2 separate regions of the Homo sapiens genome follow, and region 2 is linked to region 1. The links are chromatin loops, found by intact Hi-C in ENCODE. Cell type or tissue: gastrocnemius medialis. All regions are shown on one strand. Links, peaks and the distances in the headings refer to the core of each region. The heading gives the core; the rest is flanking DNA.

The links. Hi-C counts contacts between places; a loop is a spot of excess contacts. Peaks named below come from ENCODE experiments on the same cell type or tissue, not always from the same donor. Only the 100,000 strongest peaks of a DNase experiment are listed, where the experiment ranks them.
Region 2: it touches region 1 in a loop (3-fold over the local background); 73 of 110 quality-filtered maps call a loop at or near these places.

What each region holds. Positions count from the first base shown.
Region 1 is chr11:120,801,342-120,803,841 of GRCh38, reverse strand. GRIK4 (glutamate ionotropic receptor kainate type subunit 4) reads right to left here. Exons shown (of 21, transcript NM_014619.5): 4 at 985-1,149. Among named protein-coding and RNA genes, the nearest start is that of TBCEL, 220 kb to the left of the region's middle. In gastrocnemius medialis, for the core only: CTCF peaks have their summits at 1,202 (motif pointing left) and 1,403; no DNase peak of the experiment used is centred there.
Region 2 is chr11:120,494,191-120,505,210 of GRCh38, reverse strand. No RefSeq gene overlaps it. Among named protein-coding and RNA genes, the nearest start is that of GRIK4, 12 kb to the left of the region's middle. RefSeq lists enhancers at 1,435-1,494, 1,705-1,764. In gastrocnemius medialis, for the core only: no CTCF peak of the experiment used is centred there; a DNase peak (open chromatin) is centred at 4,600.

The DNA.
Region 1 (2,500 bases), core at 1-2,500:
GTAGGGGCTCCATATGTGTGACTTGAGCGACCTACTACATATGCCTGTAAAACACTGCAATTCACAGATTTTCCTGTATTTAAAATAATTTAAATCTCACAATAGGCTGGGCGCAGTGGCTCATGCCTGTAATCCCAGCACTTTGGGAGGCTGAGGTAGGCAGATCACTTGGGGTCAGGAGTTCAAGACCAACCTGGCCAACATGGCGAAACCCCATCTCTCCTAAAAATACAAAAATTAGCCGGGCATGGTGGCACACCCCTGTAATCTCAGCTACTGGGGAGGCTGAGGCATGAGAATCACTTGAACGCGGGAGGCAGAGGTTGCAGTGAGCTGAGATTGTGCAACTGCACTCCAGCCTGGGCAACAGAGCAAGACCCTGTCTCAAAAAAAACAAAAACAAAAAAACACCTCACAACAACCTAACAACCTGCAAGATTTGCAAAATAGAGCCTAGTATTCCTATTTTAAAGATGTAGAAACTGAGGTTTGGATAGGATAGGATGACTTAGTGACTTATCTGAGGTTACCCAGAGAGTGAGTGGTCAAATTCCATCCCAAGTCCCAGTTTCTCCCACAACAGCGCCCTTAGCATAAGGAAGCAAGGTAAGCAGTCAGATGTGTAGTGGCTAAGATACCCTTGGGCTGGCCGTCTCTCTTATCACACACGAGATTTCATTCAGGAACTTGTGGACAAAATGTCCAGAACATGAATGAATCAATATATGAAGCAATGAATGAGTGGATGAATGAATGAATGGGTATCCTGTCTTAATTCTACTCCACACGTGATTCGCACAAAACCTGGGAATCTCATCCAGGCTGAGAGCTTCACAGGACCTCCTGGTTCAAGTTCCTCTCCTTCCTCTGGAAATATCGACATCAGATATCTCAGAGGCCTGGTGACTGATAGGTGCAGCTCACACCACTGCTCATCCATCCTCTGCCAGCAAGGGAAGAGGCAGCCCTGCCCAGTCTACGTACTGGTTTCTGCAGTCTCGTACTCGCTGTCTCTGAGAAGCTCAAAGATGTCCACTTCGACCTTGGCCTTGCCCAGCCTCTCAGGAGCGCGGTTGATGCGGTTCTTGGCCAGGGTGATGGAGAGCCGCTCCCCTCTGCTGCACTCCATGGGGTCGTCCAAGATAGCAGCTGTGGGCAGGCAACCACATGGAGACAATTGGTACTCCACCGCTACTGTTACCCTCCTCCTTCTCCAGCCTCCCCCTGCTGCCACCTTCCTCTTCCAGGCAGCACCCCAAGTTCCTCTCCATCCTGCCATGCTCAGAACCGTCCCCCAGAACAAGTTCTCTCCAAGCTTAAGGGTCTTGGTTTGCAGCCAGGTGTAGAAGTGAATTCTAATGTGGATGCACGCCTCGGGAATCCTGTAATACCAGAGCAGGCCACTAGGGGTCCTGTCTGCACGAAGTCCCCGGGTCCAGGCATCCTGATACTTGGATACCTGTCTCCATGCACACAGGCAAGCAGGCATTGTGCAAAGTGAGGCGGGTAGTGGCTGTCCTTTGAAATAGTATTCTGAACATATGAGAAACTCTCCCTGAGGTGAGAGAGGGTTAAAGGATGCCAGGTCTGTGAGGGAAGGCTGTGGCCTCAAGGAGCAGCTGCCAGACACTGCTGAATGCTGGCTCCCCAGGCTCTGACACCGATGGGCCATGCCACCAAAGTGAGCTACTTAGTTTCTCTGAACCTCTTTTCCTCACTGAACATTAGAAAGAGTAGGACAACCTCACAGGGTTGGTGTGAGGATTCACTAAGATAATGTGTGGAAGTGGCACAGCACACAGATTTAATCAGTGTGACTTATTCAGTGTGGACAACTGCAGTGGTGTAATACCAACAGTTGCCCAACTTCTGGGAGCAGTGTTAAGGATAAATGTTATGGTATCACAGACAACTGGCTTCCAGTCCCAGCTGCAGCCCTCCACAGCTCTGGGACCTCAGTTGCCTCGCTTTTAAGGAAGTGGAGAGAGCCTTGGGCTATTGTGAAGATTACAAGATATGGCATGGGATCAACACAGGATCTTGCACACAGGAGGCACTCAATAAATCTAGCTATAGAGATTCTTAATTCTCTTGATGGAGATGTTACAAAAATGAAGATCACACAAAAACTTGTACACAAATATATATAGCAGCATTATTCATAATTTCCAAAAAGAAACCCAAATGTCCATAGATTGATTGATAGATAAAAAAATGTGGTTTACCCATACAATGGAATATTACTCAACAATAAAAAATAACAGGTACTGATACATGCTACAATAGGAATGAACCTAAAAACATTATGCTAAGTGTGGCTGGACGCATGGCTCATGCCTGTAATCCCAACACTTTGGAAGGCTGAGGCGGGCAGATCACTTGAGGTCAGGAGTTCGAGACCAGCCTGGCCAATATGGTGAAACCCTGTCTCTAATAAAAACACAAAAATTAGCCAGGTGTGGTGGCATGACGTCTGTAATCCCAGCTACTCGGGAGGCTG
Region 2 (11,020 bases), core at 3,540-6,039, 300 kb after region 1:
TCTTAATTCGGAAAAGACAAAAGGGAAATGTAGTAGCTATCTTCAAATACTTAAGATCTTTCTTACGTTGCTCCACAACCAGGACCAGTGGATAGAAGTTACAGAGAGGCGGCCGGGCACGGTGGCTCATGCCTGTAATCCCAGCACTTTGGGAGACCGAGGCGGGTAGATTACCTGAGATCAAGAGTTCGAGACCAGCCTGGCCAATATGGTGAAACCCCATCTTTACTAAAAATACAAAAATTAGCCGGGCATGGTAGCACGCACCTGTAATCCCAGCTACTCGGGAGGCTGAGGCAGGAGAATTGCTTGAGCCCGGGAGGCAGAGGTTGCAGTGAGCCAAGATCGTGCCCTGCACTCCAGCCTGGCCGATAGAGCGAGACTCTGTCTCAAAAAAAAAGAAGTTACAGAGAGGCCACTTTTAGCTCAAATAAGAAAGAATTTATGAGTTGCCTCAGGAGATAATGAGCTCCCCAGCCCTGGAAGTATACAAGCAGATGGATGGCCATCTGCCAGGGCTGCCCTAGAGGGTATTCCAGCAGTAGATTAGGAGGTTGAATGAGGTAACTTCCATCTGTAAATTCTTGGATTCTCTCAGTCTGTCTTCTTGGCCCAAGGCTAAAAGGAAATTTGGATCTTTGGAGAAATGTAACACTTATTGTTGAAAGTAAAAACTTGCCTTATGTTTTTGGACCTTTTTCTTTAGATGTATGGGTGCTTTTCTTTAAATGCAGCGAAGATACTTAATACCAGAAAAGGCAATAATTACTTAAGTGCTCTATTGACAAAAGTAATATTATTGACACACTGAAGTGTTACTAGGTAAATAGCATTAATGGCCTTTTTTAAAAAGGATACATTTACATGAGAGGAAGACAGTTCCAAAATAAAACCAATCTGAATAGATGAACATCATGTTTGTTTTTTAAAATGACTTCTTGTAACACACACATGCATATACTTTCAGGAATGAAAACAGTAAGTAGAGTAAAAATGAAAACGTGTCTCTATATATTGCTTTATGCTTCCATGTCAGACTGCACCTCCTGCCAGAGGAAGGATGGTTTTCTTCAAGCATTTTCCAGCATTAAGCATTTGGGTAAACTTCAGCACACACGGCAGGGTGCGGTGGCTCACGCTGTAATCTCAGCACTTTGGGAGGCTGAGGCGGGCAGATCACATGAGGTCAGGAGTTCGAGACCAGCCTGACTGACCAACATGGTGAAACTGTGTCTCTACTAAAAATACAAAAAGTACCCGGGCGTCGTGGCGGGTGCCTGTAATCCCAGCTACTCAGGAGGCTGAGGCAGGAGAATCACTTGAACCCGGGAGGCAGAGGTTGTAGTGAGCTGAGATTGCGCCACTGCACTCCAGCCTGGTGACAGAGCTAGACTCCGTCTCAAAAAAAAAAAATCCAGCACACACAATAATACCTTGTTCTTCTGAATACAAACTGACTCCAAGCTACCCTCCCCCTCCACCCTTCTGAGGGAGTACACTGCTTTTAAAATGCTAATTAATTAGGCCCCCTGTTGAGGTGTATGGTTGACTTAAAAATTTGGCTGGGAAAGAGGAATAGAGAAATTAAACTGAAAAACAAAAGTTGAAGAGGTAGACCCAGCTGAAAATACCTATATACAAATACCTATACAGTTAATAACCAAGTAAGTCTTATCTCTCCCAACCCCAAAGACAAGATTTTTATTTTTGGTAGCGATAGAAGGGTCTGTTTTATGGTGTAGTTGGCTAAAGAAGTGGGTGGGGGAAGGGAGAAAAGGTTTATTAAATACTGGAGGCTACTCCCAGGACTGTGTTTTCAACCATCAGTTGAAGGTAGTGAACAATTACTCCGTGGCTCCTAGGTGGCAGGCACTGTCCTCGATTTTTGCTGGTGTGGTTCCATTCCCCAAGAACCAGCTCACTCCAGTGAGACCTACACAGGCAACATTCCCCTGTGCACTCCCTTAGTGGCGGTCCCCACTAATTCCAGTCCTCAGCTCAACACTGTTGCCTCTGCACCTTACTCATTAACAACATAATCAATCCGAATGCACAAGTAAATGCATTTGGATACATATCTTATTATTTATTTTTTTTTTTTTTCAGATGGAGTCTCGCTCTGTCACCCAGGCTGGAGGGCAGTGGCATGATCTTGACTCACTGCAACCTCTGCCTACTGGGTTCAAGCAATTCTCCTGCCTCAACCTCCCCAGTAGCTGGGATTACAGGCAGCCGCCACCACACCCAGCTAATTTTTATATTTTTAGTAGGGATGGGGTTTCGCCATGTTGGCCTGGCTGATCTCGAACTCCTGACCTCAAGCGATCCACCTGCCTCGGCCTCCCAAAAGGCTGGGATTACAGGAGTGAGCCACTGCACCCGGCCCTGGACGTAGAGCTTATATATAAATTTGAACTAATGAGTAGTAAGCATTCTGAGGATAAATGTGCAAAGCACATCATGGTTTACAAAGTGCTTTCACAGCCATCATCATATTTCTCATTTCAACCCTGAGTTGTGTTATCCTCGTTTCAAAGATAAGAAAATTTGTATTTATTTTTAATATTATTTGTTTGTTTTGAGACAGGGTCTCACTCTGCTGCCCAGGCTGGAGTGCAGCGGTAGTATCATAGCTCACTGCAGCCTTCAACTCCTAGGCTTAAGCAATCCTCCTGCCTCAGCCTCCCATGTAGCTTGGATCACATGGGTGTGCCACCACACCCAGGTAATTTTTTGATTTTTTGTAAAGATGAGAGTCTCACTTTCTAGCCCAGTCTGGTCTCAAACTCCTAGGCTCAAGTGATCTGCCTGCCTCAACCTCCCAAAGTGCTGGGATTACATGTATAAGCCACCATGCCTGGCTGAAAATAGCTATTTAGTAGTAAATTATGAGCCTTTAAGTTGTATTTTCTGATTTGAAATCAAAATATTCCCCTTCCACTAGTTATATTTTAACAACCCCACCACCATCCTGATATAAAGAATCCGAGGTACAAAGTGATTCACCAAACCAAGCTGTGCCACTGAAATGAGCTAAAATCTACATTCCTGCTCCGTAAGGTTCCGGGCTCTTTTCTTGTAACTGAGCCAAGTCACCAGCTTTGCCTTGGGCCAGATGAAAAGATCAAAACATTCTTTGTAGAATGGAAAACATAGGTGAAATCAAAACAGCTGGAAAATTCAACCTATCACTTGAAATTTCAAGAGTAAAAATTAAGGTAAAAAAAATCAATCTTACTTTTAAAGTAAGTTCAACTGTATCTTTCTCTCTCTTATTCTGCGCCTTGTTTTATACATGTGCCTTGTTTCAGATGTGTCTCTCCCAGGGGCAGGGTCCAATTGTTTATCATTTTAAAATACAATATTTGGAAAACATTCCCCAGGATAACATACACCGTCCATTATACAGGTTTTAGTCACTAGGGCTGAAACTAAGCATCTAGACTCTGAGTCCAGACAGAACTGTGCTATTCTTTGTTTAACAGAGCACATGGTTGACATTTAATAAATGTTAGATAATAAAAATAGAAGCAGTACTTCAACATAACAATATCTGGAGAATCTCATTAAGCACAAAGTAAGGTAAACAAACCACCATCACACATCTGGATTTGCATATAAAAGCACGTTCTCCTTCCATTATAAAAGACAGGGACCTGCTGGACAGCATGTTTCACCCAACACCATGGTAAGAGAAGGGAAAAAAAGGTTATTTTGTTCAGCTCTCTTCCCTAATTATACCTTAGATCTGAGTAAAGAAAATATAGCACACATGATCAGAAATAATTTATCACTAAATAAATAGCAATGGAGTAGGGGGTTAATCACATTATCAATAACATGGTGAGCAGAAATGGACAGATGGGAGCACCAAATTATTGACAACAGCATGAAACAGAAAAGGAAATTCAAAGCCAGAGGAGATGAGTCAAGAAATTAAACTTGGTTTCCATGTTAATTCAAAATTGTTTGGGAGCTGAAGGAAGAGGGAAGCAATGACAACTCCAGCAGAGAAACTGCTCATTAATATCCTAGCAAAACAATCCTCTGATAATAGGAAATATTATGATGTCTCCAGAGAAAAGAGAGAAATTCAGATTTACTCTCCCATGCATAGAGCTCATGGATGCTTTAACACAGTACATTCAACCAAGCTGAATAAATATCAACAAGAAGGTTAAAACATTGATTAGGGGAAATACTTCACATTACTGACATCCGAAAACAAACAAACCAGCTAAAAACAAAGCAGGCGGGGACGGGGGTGGGGGGGTGGGGGATGTAGGCTGTTTTATTCCTCTGGAAGTAATGCTGGTGATTTGTGGTTCCAGCTGCCCAGCAGGTGGCTTGAGGTAGGGATTGGGGAGTAGGAAGCAGAGGGAATGAGAGGTGGGAGGGAACATTTCCTTGGTGCAAAGCTATTGAATGCTGCTACTATTGGGTTTATTATGCTGTTTTATGAAGCGATACAAGAGATTACCCAAACATCTTCAGCTAACATCAAGACTGCACTGGACACCTAATAAAACAAGTAGCTTGGCCGGGCGCTGTGGCCCACGCCTGTAATTCCAGTACTTTGGGAAGCCGAGGTGGGTGGATCATTTGAGGTCAGGAGTTGGAGACCAGCCTGGCCAATATGGTGAAATCTGGCCTCTACTAAAAATACAAAAATCAGCCGGGGGTGGTGGCAGGCGCCTGTAGTCTCAGCTGCTCGGAAGGCTGAGGCAAGAGAATCACTTTAAACTGGGAGGCGGAGGTTGCAGGAGCCGAAATCGCACCACTGCACTCCAGCCTGGGCGACAGAGCGAGACTCTGTCTCAAAAAAAAAAAAACCAAGAAACAAAAAACAAATGGCTTGTAAAAAATTGCCAAATCTTCTAGATGATTGAATCTATATAAATCCTCTCCTGTCTAGCCTTTTGGTGTCATATCACTTCATAATACTTGTCTAATCTTAGCCAAAACAAGGATAAGAAGTTGGAGGTTACAGCAAGAATTTAGGAAGGGACTCCTCCTTATGTTCACATACTTAAAAAATGGTCTTTCTCTTTCTACCTTTAGTTACCAAAGAGCATGGGGGTGCTGGGAAAGGTCAGCCCAGCTGCCTGATGCTAAATAAAACTGCTCTCAACTCTCAGTATCACTGCATCTCTGAAGGTGGAGGGAAAACATGAAGCTTCCCTGGTGTCTTGCCGGCCATCGTGCAGTTAAGACCCCAAGGCGCCTCATCTCTTTTGCCACACTGTTCACAGACATCTTGAAGGGAAAAACGAAATTGCTGGCAAGTTGGCATAATGTCAACGCATCAGTAGATCCCACTGAGATTCTTTAAAGAAAAAAAAAAACCATACATTTTCACAGCTTATCCCAACTGTCCTTGCCGTATGTTCCTGTACGCGGTAGACTTTTTGGACTATGAGGAAATCAAAAAACAAAGTGTAGCAACTGGCCAGTTGTGGTGGCTCACACCTGTAATCCCAGCACTTTGGGAGGCTGAGGCTGGAGGATCGCTTGAGGTCAGGAGTTCAAGACTAGCTTGGTCAATATGGCGAAACCCCATCTCTACTAAAAATACAAAAATTAGCTGGATACGGTGGTGCATGCCTGTAATCCCAGCTACTTGGGAGGTTGAGGCAGGAGAATTGCTTGAACCCAGGAGGTGGAGGTCGCAGTGAGCTGAGATCTCACCACTGCGCTCCAGCCTGAGTGACAGAGCGAGACTCTGTTTCAAAAACAAACAACAGACAAACCAAAGTGTAGCAACTGACCTCTTATGAGGTATTTTATATTGTGAGGGGCAAGCAAGAAATAAAAGACTAATTATGACCGAATATAAAGTATTTACTAGCTGCTGGGCACGCCACGTGCATTGTTTCATTTTCGTCAATGCAACCCTGAGGAAGGTACTATTATTAACTCAGTTTTTGCAGATGCTGAAACTGACGCTTAACGAAATTCACTTGCCCAATGTCACGCAAGTCAGTAAGTGGCAAAGCCAGCACTTTCTGATGTCGAGAGACCATTCTTCCTACCCACTATGCCACATACACCAATTAGAAGTCTCAAAAAAATAGAATGGGTTATTGGGCAAAAAGATAAGTTCCCTAAGACAGAAGATGTTCACCCATCTCCAGTGTGAGTAGAGAAGGGACAAAGGCACTGAGTCACTCAGTATGAGGACACAGTAGGTGATCTCTGAGGTACTTTTTTTCTTCCACTTAAAAAATATATAATTCATATGCCATAAAATTCACCATTTTAAAGTGTACGACTCCGTGGTTTTTAGTATATTTGCAAGGTCATACAGCCATTGCCACTAATTCCAGAACATTTTTGCCACCGCCCCTGAAAAAATTCCAAATCTTTTCATTACCAAATATCCATGAACACCCTCCCCTCTCCCCAGTCCCTGGCAACCACTAATCTACTTTCTATTGGTTTTCCTATTCTACATATTTCATATAAAGGAATCATACAATATGTGGCCATACAATTGGGGACCGCCTTCTCCACCTAGCATAAAGTTTTCAAGATTCATTATGTCGCATGTTATCTGTACTTCATTCCTTTTTTAAGGGCAAAGAATATTCCCCTATATGAATATACCACATTTGGTTTCCCCAATCAGTTGACAGACTCTAAAGTACTTTCAATTCTGAGATTTTATGACACAGATTTTATGCACACAATTGTGGATTATGTCCTTAATCCAACTGAAACAACACGAATGACAACTTGATTTAGCTCTGGAACTGTATTTGCCACATCTTGCTAGACATCTGTAAGTTGAGACAACACTGCTACCTAAAACTCAACATGGCCAAAATTACACTGATTTTCCCCTCAAAGCCTATCTCTGCTCTATGCTTTCCCAGTTGTTAATCAATCTCTTTGGTTCACAGAAAGTCTTGTTTTTTAAACTCCTCCCTCTCCTTATGCTACATATTAACTTACATGCTAACATCTGTAATTTCTACCTCAACTACACCATTTTTCCCCTTTCTGTTCCTACTTTACCAAATGTAAGCCTCTTGTTCAGATATTATCACTCTGCTAGCCTTCCTGCCTCCCAACTCTCCTTTGCCTGCTTTATTCTACTTTAGCATAATTCAGCTGCTGAGTTAATCTCTTTAAATGTTTAGTTGTGTTCAAGTCATTCCCAAGATCAAACACCTTGAATGGAATGCAAACTTCTCAGAATTTCTGCCCCTTAGTCCAGTGTAGATAACTGCAATTTAGGGAGGGAGAAAAGCAGAAAATTAATATTCATGTACTTGTCACTACTAGGCTGTAAACACCTTTAAGTACAGAAACTATTTCTGCAGCCGGGTAAAAAAGACAAGCTTTGGTGGAAGACAGACCTTATCTTGAATCCTAGCTGTGCCACTGGGAACATCATAATCACTACTAGCTTCAGTTACCTGCTCTGTAAAAATGGAGAAAAACCACTTACCTTATGAGGTTTTTGTGAAGACAGGAGTCATGTATGTAGTGTACAGCACCTGACACATAGTTTGTACTCATTAAGTTGTAGCTAATATTTTTATTTTTTATTTTATTTTGATTGCTGGGCTGGAGTGCAGATCATGGCTCACTGCAACCTCCGCTTCCTGGGCTCAAGTGATCCTCCCACTTCAGCCTCCCAAGTAGCTGTGACTACAGGCGCACATCACCTCACCTAGCTAATTTTTCTATTGTTTGTAAGATGGTGTTTCACCATGTTGCCCAAGCTGGTCTTGAACTCTTGGGCTCAAGTGACAAGCGATCCACCCTCCTCAGCCTCCCAAAGTGCTAGGATTACAGGCATGAGCCACCATGTCTGGCCAGCCATTATTTATTTATTTATTTATTTATTTATTTATTTATTTATTTATTTATTTTCAGATGGAGTCTTGCTCTGTCGCCAGACTGGAGTGCAATGGTGCGATCTCGGCTCACTGCAACCTCTGCCTCCCGGGTCCAAGTGATTCCCCTGCCTCAGCCTCCCAAGTTGCTGGGACTACAGGCGCCTGCCACCACGCACAGCTAATTTTTTGTAGTTTAGTAGAAACGGGGTTTCACCCTGTTGGCCAGGATGGTCTCCATCTCCCAACCTCTTGATCCGCCCGCCTTGGCCTCCCAAAGTGCTGGGATTACAGGCGTGAGTCATCGCGCCCGGCCAGCTATTACTTTTAATACTCATCTTGGAAGTTTCCAAAGTACATTTCAGACTAAGGGAAAAGCAAAGGTGGAGTCCCGGCCTAGAATGTGAGGTGGGGAGACTTGGAGGAGCCTAAGCCTTACTGGGGAAGAGGGCTCACGATGGACAGTAGAGGGAAATGAAGCTGGCCAAATTATGATCATCTCTGAAACAAAGCGGAGTTTAATCGATACAGTAGTAACCATAGCCACTGCAGGTTCTTGGGCAGGCAAGTGGCACAATGAAAGGAATGTTTTGGAGCAAACCTGGCGGGTAGTCATGCATGACAGGCTGGAGAGCGGAGGAGGCAGCAATCTATGCAGGTGTTTTAGTTACATGGAGCTGTGCCGCAAGATAACCTGCTACAGTGGAAACAGAGCAAGGGGTAAATCAGAGACATTTTGAAAGAAAAAAAATCATAGGATCAAGTAACAAATACTGCAAACGAGCCTAACATCCACCTTCTTTTCCCTAAGGCCTATGATTCCTTTTTTTCCTTAAACCATCTTCAAACGCCCTGCTCTGCTGCAAAGCTTTCTGAAACAAAGCTGGGAATAAGTTAACCAATTAATCAACCAACTCTATAGTCACGGCCGCCAAGCTGTTCTGGCCCAAGATAGAAAGATTCCTGCATTTAATCTGCCTTGGTATGCCCAGCCTTAATTGCATGTCAGATCAGTACATCTTTGAAGAGAGAGGGAGAAAAGAGTTGAGAATGTAAGTTAATCATAACGCATGTTTAAAGATGCAGAACTGGCTGGGCGCCATGGCTCACGCCTGTAATCCCAACACTTTGGGAGGGCCCAGGCAGGCAGATAGCTTGAGGTCAGGAGTTCGAGACCAGCCTGGCCAACATGATGAAACCCAGTCTCTACTAAAAATATAAAAAATCAGCTGGGCATGGTGGCATGTGCCTGTAGTCCCAACTACTCAGGAGGCTTAGGCAGGAGAATTGCTTGAACCTGGGAGGCAGAGGTTGCAGTTAGCCAAGATTGTACCACTGCACTCTAGCCTGGGCAACAGAGTGAGACTCAGTCAGGAGAGGAGAGGAGAAGGGAGGGGAGGGGAGGGGAAAGGAAGGGAGGGAAGGAAACAGAACCTTCCTCAAACACTCCTATTAGAATGCCAATATCCCCACCAGAAGCAAACATTAGGCTCTGTAGGTATTGCAGGTAAATGTCACTGACTACTCAACCAGGATTTATCCCAAAGAGGACAATTTCCAAAAGAAAAAAAAAGAAACAGTAGAGAAGATTTGAGTCTTTTACTCTCAGTAGGTGGCAAGCCATAGAAACAGTTTTGTCTAATCTCCTTTCCTGTCACTTGAAGTGTTGGTTTGTAAATATTTGATTGCATGAAAGCATCCAAGTTATCTGGGACTTATTCTTGCTGGCTGGAACAGTTTCTCTGGTGGAGCATTTGCTTGCTATACAATCTGGTTAGCTTATATTCTGGGGACTCAACTTCTACAAAGTCTCCAAATTTCATAAGCCTTTCAGAACCGGCCATCACTCAGGACACGAGCTGAAGTGGAGATAAGACCTCCAGTCTCTCCTCAGCCAATGCTCAGCAAGTCTTCTCTGAACCAGGAAAGTCAGATTTTCTTCCACAAAAGCCTCCAAGTTGTTGTAAACTGGCAGTGAGACCGTGATGAAAGAAGAGATGAAACTGTTTTATCAGACTGCAGGTAACAGTAAACTAAAGTAAGCTGTCAAAGATACTTCAAAGAAGAACAGGAGAAAAAGAATTTTCCAGGGACAGATTTCAGTGGGTGACATTAAAATTACACTCTAGTTGGGTGCAGTGGCTCACACCTGTAATCCCAACACTTCAGGAGGCTGAGATGGGAAGATTGGCCTGGTGGCGTATGCCTGCAGTCCCAGCTACTGAGGAGGTTGAGGTGGGAAGATGGCTTGAGCCCAGGAGGTCGAGTCTGCAGTGAGCCGTGTTTGTGTCACTGAACTCTAGCCTCAGTGACAGAGCAAGACCCTGTCACAAAAATAAAATAAGCAAATAAAAGAACACTCTAATTGGGAGCAACACAGAAGGTCAGGAAAGGATAGAGCTTACCTGAGAATACCTAAGCAAGCCAGTGGGCAAGCTCTGTCTGTTTTCCTGTGCTATCAATTTAACATTCAGAGTTGAAGGGGCCTTGGAGAGAACTGACATCCAACTTCCTCAGTGTAAGATGAGAACACTGAGCCTCGATAAGTAAATGACTTGTTGTAGGTTAGATAACCAGCTGATATCAGCACAGAGACTAGAAGGAACTCAGTTTAGTTTGGTCTTGCTTCCCTGGTATGTACGGGCCCTCTCCCTATGCATAGGAGGGGAAGGCAGAGAGGAATCCCAGAAATCCTGTCATATGCTAGACTTTAGGCCATGATGTCTGGGGCTGTTTCTTCAGAAAAGGTTTCAAAGTGCTATTATGATTTGAATATGAAAATCACTTATGCTTTTCAGTGCAGGGGACGTGGTGATTGATGCATTTTTAGGAAGACAAAACACAAACTCTCACTAAATAACCACAATATAACTCAGATTTCCATTAAGACTTAAAAGAAAGTAAGCAGCTTATATATTTGAATACAGATGTTTCAAAACTACAAAGATCTAGCTTTAACTGGAAGATAACCCAAGTAGTATTAGCACATTGTATATGGGAGCTTGCAGCAAGATGAAAACCACTACAGGTGTACATAATCACTGAAAAGTTTCTGGAACATCTACCATTCCACTTCACCCCATTACAACAGTAGTCCCAAAACATCACAAGTCCAATACATAGGTTTCTCTAAAACCAAGGCTCTCACTAAAGCAAATGTAATCAAAAGGGTATTT